Regions from separate parts of the Homo sapiens genome. Here region 1 is linked to region 2. Evidence: chromatin loops called from intact Hi-C (ENCODE). Cell type or tissue: CD14-positive monocyte. All regions are shown on one strand. Links, peaks and the distances in the headings refer to the core of each region. The heading gives the core; the rest is flanking DNA. Region 1 overlaps RASSF5 (Ras association domain family member 5). Region 2 overlaps RASSF5 (Ras association domain family member 5).

Region 1 (5,367 bases), core at 228-5,227, 67 kb after region 2:
GGCCTGACCCGCTGCTTAGACTCATCTTAGATGAACATTTCACAGATCAGGTAACTTACAGGCTTTGGTTTAACAGCTGCTCATCCCAGCCCCGCAGCACAGAGTTTCAGTGATCATTATGGGTGTGGCAGGCCGGCCCCTTCAGCAAAAGATGCCGTCCCATGGTGGCTACATGGTGAATTGAGAAGAGCATGGGCCTTAGATGGATTTGATTCCAGTTCCTACTTAGCTTCTTACTAGCAGGGGACCACAGGCATGTTTCTTAAACTCAGCCTCAGTTTTGTTATCTGTGAAATAAGAATGACATACATAGTATGTAAGAGAAGGTATGTGAAAGTACCCAGCACAGGCTGTTATTAATAGGTCAGGACCCCTTGGGGAGAGTACAGCGGGAGCAGACAGGCCAGGGAACGATGCCATGATGGAAAGAGGATGTCAGAAGCTGGGTGCGGTGGCTCACACCTGTAATGCCAGCACTTTGGGAGGCCAAGGCGGATGGATCATTTGAGGTCAGGAGTTCGACATCAGCCTGGCCAATATGGTGAAATCCCGTCTCTACTAAAAAATACAAAAATTAGCTGGGTGTGGTGGTGCGCACCTGTAATCCCAGCTACTTGGGAGGCTGAGGCAGGAGAATTGCTTGAACCTGGGAGGCAGAGATTGCAGTCAGCCAAGATCGTGCCACTGCATTCCAGCCTGGGTGACAGAGGGAGACGAAAGAAAAGAAAGAAAGAAAGAGAGAGAGACAGAGAGAGAGGGGGGAGAGAGAGAGAGAGAAAGAAAAGGAAGGAAGGAAGGAAAGAAAGAAAGGAGGATGTCAGCTGTGCTGAGGGGTTGGAGGTGGGAGGCTGGAGCCACGCCAGCTCCTCTTGGCAGCCAGAGCCTGACATTGCATCGGTTCTGTGGGATTGGAAAGTGGAAGGAAGTGATGGCAGGTTGTTCAGGGTGGCGTGTCTCCCACATGGCTTGCTGAAGGGAGGAAGGTAGGGCAAAGCTCTGTCACGGAGGGGGGGCCCTGTTGTGTTCCGCGGGGTGGTGATGTGACGTCGCGGCAGCTGTGAAATTCCCCAGCCAAACCCAGACACCCACAGGACAGTGTCAGATGGTGTCAGAGTCATCCCTCACTGGGCCTCAGTTTCCTCATTTACCAAAGGAGAATCCTGATCCACCCCAAGTCTGCTACACTTGAACGTCAGGCAAATTCTGGGTGGGTTCTGACCAACCAGTTCCCACACTCCCAGCCACTCAGGGACAGTGTGAAGATAAAACCGGGAGGTGGGTAACAGTGAACTTGAGAGAGAGCCAGAGAACTGACTGAGGGACAGTGGCTTCGACCCCAGAATTCACCCCTGTATTGTCTCTACAAGGTGAGGGCCATTGACCTCAATCTCCTCAATTTCATTGTTCACTTATCCTTCCCAGGGGGTGGGAGGAGGAGGGCATCTGGGAACATATGAGAAGAATGAACACATGGTCTCACAGGAGGAACACAATGGGACAGACCTGGAATTTCTGTTTCATTCTGTACATACTGACTGTAGGGTGTGAGGCAGGTTGCTAAACTTCTCTTAGTCTCAATAGTCTCACCTGTAAGATGGGGTAATAAACTATCTTACAGACTTCTGGTTTGTGAGAATCATATGAGATAATGTATGCCAAGTACTTGGCACAGAAGAAGTGCTAAGTAAATTCTAGGTGTCCCTGTGCCCAGTAGCGGTTTATCTCCTCTTTTATGGTAGAGGGGGCTACAGCCCTTCATCCCTGCCAGTTCACTCGTTCATTTGACAAATAGATATTTACTTCTTGCTATGTGAAAAGCACTGTGGCAAGTGATGTGGGGCCTGGACTGGTCTCTATGTGTCCTTGGTCCTTGGGATCTAAGAGAATTCTTGTCTTCCCGATCAGTAGTATATACTGGCACCATGGGTAGACGCCTGTCCCTCCAGCTGTGTTGTTACTTCCTTGAGGAGACAGACCATGGCTTGTATTTCTTTGCATCTCCCATAGCATCAAAGAAGCATCTTTTCCATAGCAGCTTTCCATAAGCAAATGCGGCTCTGCTCATTCACCAGATTCATAGTCAGTGCCTGAGTGCCAGACGCTTTCACACTAATCTCAAGACAAGCCTGTGCAGTAGGTATTGTTCCCATTTCACAGATGAGGAGACTGAGGCTTAGAGAAATCTGAGTTACTTCTCCAGGAGGGCTGGCTAGACACTGGCACAGCTGCAATTTGACCTCTCATTGTCTCACTCCGAGTCCGTGCAGTTAGTTCCACTCTGCAGGGCTGGATGCTCACTTCTTGGTTAGAGAGGCTTTGGGGAGGGCGTGGTTGTTCCCTTTCTCACCCTGAGAACTACTACACATCCACCTCCACTTCTGTGTCTCTTCCAGAATGTCTGTAAACCTGTGGAGGAGACACAGCGCCCGCCCACACTGCAGGAGATCAAGCAGAAGATCGACAGCTACAACACGCGAGAGAAGAACTGCCTGGGCATGAAACTGGTAAGCGCCCGTCCACCCTCAACCTGGCCCCTGCTCCACCACCCGCTTCGGGTTTGGCGCCTCTGCCCTCACTCTGAATTCTGTGGCTACTCCCTGGCAGGTCCCCTCCCTTTCCTCCGGCCTCCAGAGGCCTCCGGGGTCTGGAAGGCTGATAGCCAGAGCCCTCAGTGGCCTCCATGTGCTTTAGGGAAATAGATCTGACTCTCATTTTTTGCTTGTGATTTTGGGAAGCTCTTTTAACTCCTCCTCTGAGCTTCAGTGTAAACTAAGTGATTAAACGGTACGTAATGACCAAGGGCCCAGTATTGCTTGGCCTCCAGGGAGCCAGGACAATGGGACTTAGTTGCTCCCCTTCCTACCCCTTCGATTGTGAGAGAGGGACATACTCTCTCAGAGAGGGGAGGGCACCCAACTTAGCACCCAGTTGGGAAAGGCTGTCTTCAATAGGGAGGGGAGAAGGTAGAAAAACACTGCCCCCTGCTGGTGGCTGGCATCAGCTGGCTCTTTGGGGTTCAGCCAGATGGAGCACCAGAAAATCCAGTCACAAATGCACCTAGGTTTAAGTCTTAAAGGCTGTTTCTTAGTAAAGAGATACAGGAGGAAATCTAGTGGGCTGGTTCTCCAAGGCCCTCATTATAGAGCCTTCCTGCTTCCTGCCTGGTTCAGAGGTACAAACTAGAGTGGCTACCCCACACCCTGCCTCTTACAATGGGCACTCACCAAAGGCAACTGGTTACAGGAGGTTTAGGGAGCTGGCCTGAGCCTCCTGGGAGGGAAATCCACTGCAGCCCCACAGGTCCTCTTTGGTAGCTGGATCCTGAGGGTCTTCTCCCAGCCCACTATGGGGAAAGGGATCTCTGCTCCTTCCTCCAGCTCTCCCACGTCAGCAGAGGCAGGAAAGAACTCAAGGAGACAGGTGGGTGCTGCTGGGGCAATGGCCCCGAGTGGCAGATATGATCATGCAAGGCGGACGGCCCTGACCCCCTGTGACATGCCCCCGCTGGCAGAGTGAAGACGGCACCTACACGGGTTTCATCAAAGTGCATCTGAAACTCCGGCGGCCTGTGACGGTGCCTGCTGGGATCCGGCCCCAGTCCATCTATGATGCCATCAAGGAGGTGAACCTGGCGGCTACCACGGACAAGCGGACATCCTTCTACCTGCCCCTAGATGCCATCAAGCAGCTGCACATCAGCAGCACCACCACCGTCAGTGAGGTCATCCAGGGGCTGCTCAAGAAGTTCATGGTTGTGGACAATCCCCAGAAGTTTGCACTTTTTAAGCGGATACACAAGGACGGACAAGGTAGGAGAAAGAGTGAACCCAACCAGACCGTTCCCTTCCTACCTGTGTCCAAGCCCACCCACTAAAACTCCTGCCGGCCTTGGGTGGGAGCTGTGGGCTTCTCCTGAGCACCAGGGGTCCAGCTGCCCATGTGGTGTTCAGATCTGTGGAATCCGGGCAGGGAGGCAAGAGCAGAGTCCCTGACTCTGCATGTGACTTCAGGAAAACCACACCCTAGGCTCCCATTTCCTGATCTGTGCAATGGGAGGAATCTGCCCCACCATTCCTAATCTTTCAGGAGATGATGTGAATGGAATCATGCTTTAAACTCTGAGCAGACACCCAAGATAAAAGGTTATTGCCCTGTTCATTACTGTCATGTTCATTTCATTAAAAGGCCCGTGTCTACTTCCAGTTGTACGTACCCCACCTCTGCATTTCCAATCCTTTCCCGCAAGCCTGGGCCCCGCCCTTCTTTTCTGGGAAGAGCTCCCAGCACCCTCTCTTGGTTTGCAGTGCTCTTCCAGAAACTCTCCATTGCTGACCGCCCCCTCTACCTGCGCCTGCTTGCTGGGCCTGACACGGAGGTCCTCAGCTTTGTGCTAAAGGAGAATGAAACTGGAGAGGTAGAGGTAGGTCTGGACCCATTGTGCAAACCCAGGCCTTAGGGCACCCTGGGTGGGTGCAGGTGGGTGTTGTCCTAACTACCTCACATAGGTGGGAGCCACGCAGCACGGGCAGGAAGGTGACTGTTGAGAGAGTGAGCAGGGGTGGGTGATGGGCCTGGGGGTCAGTGTTTCAGCCAGGACTCTGAACACCCTGGGGTAGCACATTAGGGCCTGTGTGTGGCAAGGCCTGTGGAAAGAAAGGATTTCATGTGCTTTATTTCTGAAAACTCAGGGAGGAGGGGGACCAAGAAACTCCCTGTGCTCAGGCACAGGCTGTTTTTGCTTCAAAATGGCCCGAGGGCTACCAAGCTCCATCTCTGGGCTCCACTGGGTATAGACGTTTTTGAGCCATTTGTCCTCCCTTTTCTTGACCTCCATCCCCCAAGGGGAGCTAACCAGTGTGTAGTCTTGTGGCATAAACTGGAGTAAAACCAGGCCGGTGCCACCCATGGCCTGAGAATGACCAACAGGGGAAGGTCTCAGTGTTTGTCACACTGTGTTCAGTGGAGGCCTAGAGTTTTAAGGAGTTTTGGGAGTCACTGCGGAGATTTAGGGATCAAGGCAGCTGGGACTCTGTCCCTTCTCCCCATTTCAGCAAGGGCCGCTCTGCTCCCATCTGCTTTCTTTATTGGCATCTGTGCAGAATATGTTTGGAAAAAGTACTCCATGGACAGTAGCTGAATGCTGCTGGCCCTGTGGAAAGCTCAGGCACTTTGAAGTGTGGAGACCTGGGCTCTAGTTCCAGTTCTGCTGCAATGAGCTCTGTGATTGTGATTACGCCACCTTCCCTGTGTGGACTTGAGGTTTCTCACTTATCCATAGCGAGGACCAAACCAGATAAACCTTAGTACTCTATTGTGCTCAAAGAGCTTAGGAGTCTCAATTGTTGGCCGCACAGGGCTTGTGCTCTT
Region 2 (5,367 bases), core at 277-5,276:
GATGGCAAGGTGAGTATTCTTGGGTGGGTGAGTATTTGTGGGTGTGCAAAGCATGCAAGCTCCCCACCCCCAGCCCTTCTGAGGGAACCATGTTCCTGGGGCTCAGTCAGCACCAGCTGGTATGATTTCCTTCTCACAAGCTTGCAGACCTGGGTCTGTGCTGGTGGCAGGATGCTTTCTGCCTCCCTGCAGGGTCTCGCTCTGTCTCTGCTGACTCTGGGCACCTGCCCCTCCCGCAGGGCTCTGTTCTGACTCTCCATGGCTGGGTGGGGAAGGGCTGGCGGCAGCTGGGAAGGCCGGGCCTGACTGGGGAGATGGTTTTGCATTTAGTCATTTTCAGTTTTTTTCCAAGACTTTTGGCAAGCCTTTCTCCACATGTTCCGGGCTGGATCTCAGGGTCGGAAGGGGAACAGAGCCAGTTTTGGGGCTTAGGGGAAACAGCGAGGAGGCTGAGGTGATGACGTTAGACCAGGCAGAAGGCTGGGTTCCCTGGGGGCACTGGTTTAAGTGGAATAAAGTCGGGGCTTGGGAGCAGTCATGGGTTGCCCCACCCCAAGGTCAAGACTATCTTGACTCACACCTGGGGAAGTGACTTTTGAGTTTTTTCTGAAGCACTCATAACTATGCTGAGGAGACTTGGGCAGAGCCTGGTAGACCCCAAGAACTCTCCATGGTGTGGTCTTTGGCTGAAGTGGCCCACAAGGCCATGCCGGGCCTGTTCTAGCATGCCTGTGGTTCCTAGAGTACACAAAGGTTTGTGAGAGATGTACCCATTGGGAAATCTTTGAGGTTTGATTCTCTTTTTTTACCCTTTTTGGAGAGGAAGGAGGAAGGGCAGTGGGGTCCCTCCTGGCATCATAGCATGTGTCCAGCCTCCCAGGGGAGAATGCCCCACTTTGGCTGAGGAGTCTGGTGACCCCTGGGAATTGTAGCAGGTTCTAGATTTTCTTTCGGATTTTCCTACCTATAACTACTGCCCTGGCCCCATTTGAGGGCATGGGGCAGAGGGATCGGGGGGAATGCAAGATGTGCATGCTGAGGGTCTATAAGAGGGGTGGTGTTGGAAAGAGTAGTCTGTTCATTTTTGTGTGGCACTGAGCAGGTGAGTGGATGGCTGAGTATGACACTTACCTGTGACAGGTTTATTCTTCAGTGGAGGGCCTATGTGCCACCTTCTGCTCCCCATTCCTGTTTTTTGAACAAACATATTTCCAGGGTGGGGCAGGTCTTATTTAGACATCTGCAATGGCCATTGGCTGGGGCTGCTAGAAAATTAAAACTTGGCTTACATAGACCTTTAAGAAATCAGACTCCAGGTTCATGAAAGTCAGGCCAAAAAGAAGAGTGATGTTCTTATTTTTTTAAAATCCTTTTATGTTTTGTTTCTACTGGATGCTAGAGCTGGAAAAGAATTATCATTGTGTTTGCTGAAGATACAAGCTGGCATTCTGTGAACCTGCTAGGATGAGTATATTCACATGGAATAGGAAGAGTTGAGAATGGCAAAGAAACTGTGGGAGCAGAAATAACTTTTGTTGCACTTGGCTATCACTAAGGCCGTTTGATGTGCACTGCCTCTGTCAGGATTGCAATTCTGTTTCGTCGGTAGAACTGATGTAATCAGGGCCATCTCATAGATGAGGAAACACAGCATTCAGGGAAGTCAAATGACTTCGCTAAGATAACCCAGATCATTAATAGCAAAGCCAGCACCAGAACCCAGCATGGCATTTTGCCTTAGGCTAATATCATTGATCACGCAAGTTAGTTGAGTTTACTTATCCATCTGCTGCCCTTCTGCTGGTGAATGCTGAAATGTCCAAAAAAGGAGGTACAGGAAAAAAAGGGAGGTGAGCCCTATACAAGCTAGAGAATCAGCCAGGGCTGGGTAATTGAGAGTTGGCTCCACTTAAGCCAATTTTCAACAATCAGTTTCTAAATTGATTGTCACCATGTGCAAATCATGAGATCTTTAGAAAAAGGGTGAAGTTTTTCCAAATCCTAAGATGAAAGAAATAAGTGTGTCTCTCCCCGCTCCCACCTCACCCCGTAGGTGTTCAGGGTGTGTAGGGGGTGGGCCTGGAAATGCAGGTGGAGGATCTTTTTCTGTTCCAGTCCTCCTTCTTGCCATGGCCCAGCTCTCAGAGTTCATGACACAGCACTAGTCAGGAACCAAAGTGAAATTAACAGACTGGATCCTAGAGGGGACAGCTAGGGTGAAGAAGACATGGATAGGGACTGGACAATAATCTGAAGCTGCCTAATGGACCTCTGGCTCTAATCTCAGGCAGTGATGTGGCCCCATGAGAAAAAATACATCTGGGGAAACCTCCCACCCCCAAGCCAGCTCTGACTCTCTATATTTCTCCAGGTTCATCTCTTATTTGGGAACAGGTACCATTGCTTACTTTTCTTGCTGATTTGCAGGAGGCTGTTTTTTCTATCCAAGTTGAATGGAAGTTGGAGACTTGGTGGTCTCTGCTGAAAGAATTATGTGGATTATTTTTTGCATCTGAAGAAAGTATTAACCTCCCCCACCTCAAACAAAACCTCAGAGATGCCTTATTATTCAACTGGAACAGATTCCAGCTGTAACATGAGAGTTTTGAGAGAAAGCGTTGAGCATATTGTCCATGAATGTCTACCCTAGTGATGAGTGTTTTTTAAAAGCCATCTGGAGGTACCTTTATATAAAATAGGGTGATAATATATTGTACCCCAGCAAGTAAGATGGTGAAGGTTGTTGCTTCAAATTATGCTGGGCCATGGCTGAACTTGCCTCCAGCATGGAGGTCATTGAGTCATTGCTTAGATGTCAGAGACAGCAAGAGGTCATTGCAGGCATTTCCCTGTCTCTAGGTAGTGCTCCTCCCAGACCATCATTACAGTAGAAAAATCTATCTAGTTTTCCAAAGGTCAGGAATGAAGATCCTAGAGCTTCTGAAAGCCCCATCTCCAGACTCTGCCAGTTCTTTCCTGTTGTCTTTCCCAATGGCTTAACCTGTCAAAGAACAGCTCAGTGATGAGGAGAAAAGAGAAGTGAGGTCAGCATATTCTGCAGCCCAAACGGTGCATTCGGAAGGGATTTCCCCGCATTACACGTGACTTTTTTTTTTTTGAGATGGAGTCTCGTTCTGTCGCCCAGACTGGAGTGCAGTGGTGCAATCTCGGCTGACCGCAACCTCTGCCTCCTGGGTTCAAGTGATTCTCCTGCCTCAGCCTCTTGAGTAGCTGGGACTACAGGTGCGTGCCACCACACCCGGATAATTTTTTTGTATTTTTAGTAGAGATGGGGATTCACCGTGTTAGCCAGGATGGTCTCAATCTCCTGACCTTGTGATCCGCCTGCCTCGGCCTCCCAAAGCGCTGGGATTACGGGCATCAGCCACCACGCCTGGCCGTGACTCATATTTTAAAGTTCCCCCAGCAGCCCTGTGTTCTCTTCTTTGAGGGCGGGGATGGGAATGAGCCCTTGCCTGTGCTCAGCCAGGCAGGACTTCCTAGGCCCTCTTGGAGATCTTGGGTGCAAGGACCAGCAGGGCAAGGAACTTGGCCCCCACCCCTTGTTTGATGGTCCCAAGTGTCATTTCAGGACCCGGACTTGCTTATGCCCTTCTTCTGGTACAGAGGTTGCTTGGTAAACTAGAGAGGGCCACAACAAAGGCCATGGGCAGCTCCCTTCTCCCTGAGGAAGCATTAGGGAGAAAGAATCAGTCCGCAACTGAGGAAGGGTGGCATCTGAGCACAGACGTATAAGTGCATCTTCCACCAGAGATTCTGCAAGTGTGTGAGTCCTCTGAGGTGGATTTCCTCTGGTTAAGGGATAGGTGTCCCTGCTGGGCATGGAGGCTTCACCCCTGTAATCCCAGCACTTTGGGAGACTGAGGCAGGATGATCTCTTGAGCCCAGGAGTTCGAGACCAGCCTGGGGAACATGGTGAGACCCCCACCTCTACAAAAAATATAAAAATTAGCTGGGTGTGGTGGTGCCCACCTGTAGTCCCAGCTACATGCTGGGGGGTGGGAGAATCACTTGAGCCCAGGAGGTCGAGGCTGCAGTGAGCTATGATTGGACCATTGCACTCCAACCTGGATGACAGAGCAAGATCCTGTCTCAAAAAAAAAGAAAAAAGAACAAGTGTCCCTCCTTCATGTTAAGCTGGTCCCCGCTGGTGGTTGGCAGGTGAGTCCTGTCATCTCTGGGCAGCCTGGGAGGGACACCCCTCTCTAGTGGCTTTTCTGGAAGGCTCTGCTGCCTGTCTGGTGCCAGTCTTCTGTCTTGGACTGGGCAACAGGGCCTCCCAGAACTTTTCTACTAGGGCTTGGCAGCTTCTGGGAGTCAGAGTGAGAGAACACCTGTGAGTACTGTTTTGGGGCAAGAGAACAATATTTCTGCCCTTTTGTGACAGACTGATCTTTTCTCACCACCCCACACCCATAGGGTCACATCCGCTTCTGCTCAGGTATCTAGTCTCAGAAAAATGAATGGCCTGACCCTCTTAAAGCAACACCACCTCCTTATGGGCCCCTCCCCCACCCTGGGCTTAGCATGGGAGGATGTGAATTAGCCCCAGTTTGTCCCTTAGGAGCCTGTACAGCTGGTGAAGCATTAGTAATCCACCATCCCCAAAGAAATCCATTAACGAGCTCCTGGGCTGGGCACGTGGTGTGAGGTAACCGATCACTTCTGTCGTCTGAAACTTTGGAGACATTGATTTTCAGACTCACAGGCGCGACTGAGAAGTGAGGCTCGGGGCAGGCTCTTCCCTGCAGCCTGTTTGGTGGGGGCATTTTTATCTTATCAAGCTAAAAGCCCCAGGAATAGAAAGTTTTCCACTGGGGGAGGTGGAGGGGAAAGGACCTCAGTGCGGAGACAGAAGGCATCGTCAGTCGTTGAGGGTACCAGAGCCTGAGGGTCCAGGTGACTGTCCAGGTCATGCGAGGCCCAGGGCCCTCCCCGGAGCCCTCCCCCACCCGGCACTCCACCCCTGACGCCAAGCCTGGAGAAAAGCTATTGATCTCTGGCGCTGAGATGACCGAGGGCCAGGAGGAGAAGGCAACCGCTGCCTGCTTTGGGACAGTCACTGCTCAGCTCCAGCGGCTCTTCTGCAGGCTCCCGAAGAGCCGCTCGGTCTCCAAAAAGCACCAGATCCTGCAGAGGTTCCGCAACGGGGCCCGGAGGGCTCGGGGTAGGTCTAAGCCAATCTGACTGGGGGAGCTTGGGTTCTGAGGCCTCTGCTACTGGCTTCTCCCATAGAAAAGGAGTACAGGATCTTTCTGGCAGTCTGCTGTTTAGTGCTGAGCTCAGCACCACTCCTTGGCCCTCCTGACTCCGCAAGGACAAAGGCACAGGTGCTGTCACCTTGCC

Evidence for each region. Peaks named below come from ENCODE experiments on the same cell type or tissue, not always from the same donor. Only the 100,000 strongest peaks of a DNase experiment are listed, where the experiment ranks them.
Region 1: a loop joins it to region 2, with 4 times the contacts of the local background. A loop is called at or near these places in 15 of 110 quality-filtered maps.

Annotation. Positions count from the first base shown.
Region 1 is chr1:206,580,876-206,586,242 of GRCh38, forward strand. RASSF5 (Ras association domain family member 5) reads left to right here. Exons shown (of 6, transcript NM_182663.4): 3 at 2,394-2,504; 4 at 3,512-3,809; 5 at 4,305-4,420. It also overlaps a transcript of EIF2D not described here. Among named protein-coding and RNA genes, the nearest start is that of EIF2D, 29 kb to the right of the region's middle. In CD14-positive monocyte, for the core only: CTCF peaks have their summits at 2,989 (motif pointing left) and 3,188; DNase peaks (open chromatin) are centred at 1,026 and 2,966; H3K4me3 peaks cover 96 bases; H3K27ac peaks cover 3,701 bases.
Region 2 is chr1:206,513,357-206,518,723 of GRCh38, forward strand. All of the region lies in intron 1 of RASSF5 (Ras association domain family member 5), which reads left to right. Among named protein-coding and RNA genes, the nearest start is that of RASSF5, 8.5 kb to the left of the region's middle. In CD14-positive monocyte, for the core only: no CTCF peak of the experiment used is centred there; DNase peaks (open chromatin) are centred at 1,615, 3,065 and 3,425; H3K27ac peaks cover 2,523 bases; H3K27me3 peaks cover 505 bases.